Regions from separate parts of the Homo sapiens genome. Here region 1 is linked to region 2. The links are chromatin contacts, found by Hi-C or POLR2A ChIA-PET in ENCODE. All regions are on one chromosome and are shown on one strand. The core of a region is the stretch at or near the end of the contact, and the rest is flanking DNA. Distances in the headings are between cores, read along the strand shown. Region 1 holds the start of GTF2I-AS1 (GTF2I antisense RNA 1). Region 2 has its middle 36 kb from the start of GTF2IRD1.

The links. Hi-C counts contacts between places; a loop is a spot of excess contacts on that map. ChIA-PET counts read pairs that join two places held with the same protein, here RNA polymerase II (POLR2A). Pooled maps may share reads with other maps.
Region 1: a loop to region 2 is called in a pooled map, with 5 times the contacts of the local background. The contact joins the promoter of GTF2I-AS1 here to the enhancer-like site in region 2. A Hi-C loop is called at or near these places in 8 of 168 maps with a recorded cell type or tissue (CD4-positive, alpha-beta T cell, GM12878, ascending aorta and 5 more), 1 of 37 single-sample maps with no recorded cell type and 12 of 50 pooled maps. POLR2A ChIA-PET finds 5 or more read pairs at or near these places in 1 of 52 experiments (GM12878).

The regions. Positions count from the first base shown.
Region 1 is chr7:74,727,585-74,730,284 of GRCh38, forward strand. GTF2I-AS1 (GTF2I antisense RNA 1) reads right to left here and starts at 1,334. Exons shown (of 4, transcript NR_110044.1): 1 at 1,121-1,334. GTF2I (general transcription factor IIi) reads left to right here. Exons shown (of 35, transcript NM_032999.4): 13 at 1,202-1,312; 14 at 2,645-2,700.
Region 2 is chr7:74,416,222-74,418,921 of GRCh38, forward strand. No RefSeq gene overlaps it. Among named protein-coding and RNA genes, the nearest start is that of GTF2IRD1, 36 kb to the right of the region's middle. RefSeq lists a silencer at 1,275-1,404. Within about 2 kb of position 1,335, at least 2 of the 41 ENCODE cell types and tissues checked have a DNase peak (open chromatin) inside an H3K27ac peak, as active enhancers do.

The DNA.
Region 1 (2,700 bases), core at 84-2,583, 310 kb after region 2:
TTTTTTCTATGATACTGTCTTTAACACAATAATTATTTTCTTCACCATACCACATTTGTTTTTAAATAAGAATTTCTTAAAATGATGTTTTCAGTATTTTATAGATGATGTTTGAGCAGCAATATTAATAGCATGTTACCTGACACTTTGAGGGACTAGAAGATGACAGTGGCAGCTGATATGACCCAGATGTCTCTAATCCTAACATGAGGTGTACTGAAGGGTCACAGCAGAGTGAGTTCCTGGTGTATCCACAAGGAAATGAGCACGGAACTCTCACAACAGCGTGTGTGCTGTGCGCTGTGCTTGAATAGCTGACTGCTCCTTTATACACAGCCTCTGTGCTGACTGAATCAACAGTATCTGTTTCATCATAATGCAGCCCTATTTCTTTAAGCCCATACATTTTGCACTTGTTAAAAGTATTTGAACAGGCCAGGCGCGGTGGCTCACACCTGTAATCCCAGCACTCTGGGTGGCCGAGGTGGGTGGATCACTTGAGGCCAGGAGTTTGAGACCAGCCTGGCCAACATGGCGAAACCCCATCTCTATCAAAAAAATACAAAAATTAGCCGGGCGCGGTGGCGGGTGCCTGTAATCCCAGCTACTTCGGAGGCTGAGGCATGAGAATCGCTTGAGCCCAGGAGGTGGAGGTTGCAGTGAGCCAAGATTGCATCACTGAACTCCAGCCTGGGCAACAGAACAATTCTCTGTCTCAAAAACAAAAACAAAAACAAAAACAAAAAAAAACTATTTACCCAATTTCCCTTGCTTATGCATGCTTAAATTTTGTATAAGCTTAAATATCTTTTCCATCTAAGCTGTACTCTATCCCCTTTTATAACTTTAGGTGGCTGTCTTTATTAAAAGTTTTTTCTTGAAAGTCTTAAAACAATATAGTTCTTGGCAATTTGAAAGTTATTTGAGAAGGGGAAATTTATAATGACAATTCAAATGAAGCAAACTAAAAAATAATGAAGAAAGACAGAGGAAAAAGCAGTATTCACTTGAACACATCCCAAACAAAGAAAATTTCAAATGTAACAAGGAAAAAGCCTGCTAAAGCTCACAATACAGAAATAACTATTGATACTCAAAATAGCTTTAAAGCCCTGCTCACCTTTTGAATGTTGGGAATTGACCAGGAGGTGACTGTAACTGTAAGATGGTTCTTCCAGTAATGACCATTTTCTTTTTCAAGATGATGATTATTCTCCACCGTCTAAGAGACCAAAGGCCAATGAGCTACCGCAGCCACCAGTCCCGGAACCCGCCAATGCTGGGAAGCGGAAAGTGAGGGAGTTCAACTTCGGTAAGTTCTCAGCGAACGACGTGACCTTTTCCTTCATCTTCTGGATTCTCAGTGTGACTGATAAATGTTGCAACATGCTCTGCAGGGGGAAAATGCTTTAGCGTCTATTACTGCATCATAATCTCATCTTTGGAAAGCCAGGAGCATTTTGAAAATTACATTACAGACATTGTTTAAACATAGTTTGGATTTACCAAAGCATAGGACATTGTCTTGTCTGATGTTAATTAGTCAGCTCAAGATTAGTGCTAAAGACTTAGTAATTTAGTTATTTCTCTTAGCTTTAAAATCTTTATTTCAGAACTATTTCACCTCTTGGTTTTCTTTTTTTTTTTTTTTGCTCTGTGTTACTGCAGCTGCTAATCTGTGAGCTCTCAATGGATGATGTATCCTAGCAAGGGACTGAATGAGATATTAGCGGCAAATTATGTTGATGATTCATATTTTGAATAAATGGAATATTAAGCTTGTATACATCTTGAAAATAGTACTTTAATATTCTACTGTGTCGTAGTCACAATGATTGGATATGAATTGAATTTTTGTACTTTTTAAATATGTTTTTGTTCTTTATTTTTAATTTTTATTATTATTTTTTTGAGACAGAGTCTTGCTCTGTCACCCAGGTTGGAGTGCAGAGGCACGATCTCAGCTCACAGCAACCTCCGCCTCCCGGGTTCAAGTGATTCTTCTGCCTCAGCCTCCTGAGTAGCTGGGATTACAGGCGCCCACCACCATGCCCAGCTAATTGTTGTATTTTTAGTAGAGATGGGATTTCACCATGTTGGCCAGGCTGGAATCGAACTCCTGACCTCAGGTGATCCGCATGCCTCAGCCTCCCAAAGTGCTGGGATTACAGGCATGAGCCACTGCACTTGGCCTGTTCTTTAGCATTTTAAGTTGCAACTATATATCCGTAAAGTCTTATTTCCACACAACTGAGACATGTTTTAGGAAGTTTGCTAAAAGACCCCTGGAGACCTTTATCGTGGTCTCCCTTTTGTCGTGTTTCATTTGCTTGATCTTTTCTGCCCTCCTGCTTTTCAGAAATTAAAAGGCTAAAAAGAGGTGCTAAATGTTAAAACTTCTCGTGTAGTCTCCCATGAGACTATTAAAAGTAATGGCAAAAGCCACAGTTACTTTTGCACCAACCTACTAATTCTAAGAACCACCAAAAAGGGGAAAGTTCTTGGAAAGCAGTAAAATGATATGGACAGTTGGGATGTAAAAATGTAGAAAATATGTCATTGTATGTTCAGTCATCCCAAGACCCTAGTGCTGCCCCGATGGTAGGGACTTCTTAATGAGAATTAACTTTTGCTCAATTTTCAGAGAAATGGAATGCTCGCATCACTGATCTACGTAAACAAGTTGAAGAATTGTTTGAA
Region 2 (2,700 bases), core at 85-2,584:
CTGCCTCCCAAAGTGCAAGGATTACAGGCATGAGCCACCGCGCCCAGCCTATATATATATATTTTTTTTTAACTGGCCAAGCACAGTGGCACACTCTGTAGTCCCAGCTATTCAGGAGGCTGAGGCAGAAGGATTGCTTGAGCCTGGGAGGTCGAGGTTGCAGTGAGCTATGATTGTGCCACTGCACTCCAGCCTGGGCAACAGAGCAAGACCCTGTCTCAGAAAAAAAAAAAAAAAAAAGGCAGCACCTTGCAGCAGCTGAGACCCAAGTTCCAACTCTGACTTGGGCAGTAACCAGCCTGTGGCCCTGGGCAGAGCCCTTCCCTCCCCAGCTTCAGTTTTCTCATCTATAAAGTGGTAACATAAGCCCCAGGCAGGGGTCACAGCTGAACATCTTGGGAATCATGGTTTGGGTAGGGGTTGGGGGGACATCCTTCTCTGGGTCACTCCTGGGATGTGGCCCTGGGTCCAGCTTTGGGAAAATTAAATAAAGCTTGGAGCATCAGTGTTTTGGGGGTGGGGATTGAACCAGTGTGGTCTGAAGCAGGGGGCGGGGTGTCCTCATGACCCTTCCGCCCCAAGGTTCACAGTACTGGCCTTTGGAAGGCATCTCCATGGCATGGGGTTATGGCGACAACCACTGCTGCAACCCTCCCCCTCCAACACAGTGTCTGTCTCATGTTGAGGGAAGCTCAGAAACCGGGACTTCTAGGCCAGGCGCGGTGGCTCACGCCTGTAATCCCAGCACTTTGGGAGGCCGAGGAGGGCAGATCACCTGAGGTCAGGAATTTGAGACCAGCCTGGCCAACATGGTGAAACCCTGTCTCTACTAAACATACAAAAATTAGCCAGGCACAGTGGCTCATGCCTGTAATTCCAGCACTTTGGGAGGCCAAGGCAGGCAGATCATTTGAGGTCAGGAGTTCTAGACCAGCCTGGCTAACAGGGTGAAAACCCATCTCTACTAAAAATACAAAAATTAGCCGGGCGTGGCGGCAGGCGCCTGTAATCCCAGCTACTTGGTTGGCTGAGGCAGGAGAATGGCTTGAGCCCAGGAGGCGGAGGTTGCAGTGAGCCCCGCTGCACTCCAGCCTGGATGACAGAGCAAGACCCCGTCTCAAAAAAATAAACTGGGACTTCTCTTGCCCCACTTCTCTTTGCTCTGCCTGAGAGGGAGACATTGATCAAACCCTCCAGGTCTGATCGGGAAACATTTGCCTTCTCCTTTTGTGGGGTCCTGGGGTGAAGAACAGGAGGGGAGGCTGGAGGGTGGGTGACACCACGCACCCCTGGGCGGCAAGAGACCCACCAGCCAAGTCTTGCCTGTGATGCCTCCCATTTACCAGCAGGTGTCACCCTCGGCCCTCTCACTGCGGCTTGTCCATTCCACCCTCTGTCCAGACTGGGCTTTAGGGCTGCAAGGCTGGAGACACAGGCCAGCTTTGCACGTGGGAGCAACAACGGGGACCCAGGTGTCCCGGCTCCTAGTCCCAGAGCTCCCTGTCCCTGTTGCCTCCCAGACTTGGTTCAGGCCTCTCTGTGAGTATCCGTGTGTGTCCACACTTCCATCCCTGGGAGAGAGGCCGGCCAGGGCGTGGACATTCATTCCCTCTCTGGGACCGTGCCGGGCCAGGACTGTCCTGGCCTCCCTCCTCCCGCACAGCACTGCCTCCCCTCCCCGCAGGCTGGGCTCCCTCCACAGAGCTGACCCTGGCCTACTTTCTCAGTCCTGAACCCTCCCATCACGTCCCCCTTGCCAACCTCAGCTGGGCAGTCACCCTGGTCCCGCTCCCACTCCCCAAGAGAGGCTGGGAAGTGTTTTGAGACTGAAGTTGGGGTCCAGTGTAAATTCAGAAGGAACATGGTATAGGACGAATAACCAGGATGCTCACTTCTAGAAGCTTCTCTGGAACCTTGGGTAAGGCTGTGGGCCCTTTCTCTGGAGCTACCAGCAAAGGGAAGGACTTGCTGCCTCCAGGGTGGCTCCAGCCCCGTCTAGACCCCCTCCCAGCCACCCTCTCCCGCTGCCACAATTTCCAGCTGGCCCCACGCACAGCTGTGCCTCGGTTTCCCAGCAGCCCCAAGCCTGGAGTTCACCAGGAGCACCTTCACAGCCCCGCACCGGGTCCGCAGCCTGGGGTCCATCATATTCATCACACTCTGGGCCCTGTCCCCCACCCCCAGCTCAGGCCTCAGATCCTGCCTCCAACCCCACACCCCCAGGCCTTTCCAAGTGACCCACACACATGCATGGGCACACACACACAGATACATACACACATACACAGAGACACACATACATGTACACATCATATATATATACACGCACACAGAGACACATATAAACATGCACACACGTACACACATACATGTACACACGTACACACATGCATACACATATACATACACAAACACATACATACACAAACACTATAGACACGTACACAGACACACACAAATACGTACACATACACAAAAACTCATACACATACACAAACACGTACATACACAGACACACAAACACTACAGACACATGTACACACGGACAAATACACATACACACAGACACACATACATGTACACATATACACATGTACACAGGTACACACGCACATACACACGTTACACACAAAGAGATGTATACTCACATACACAAACATGCACATATATACACACAAACAATATACATACACATACACA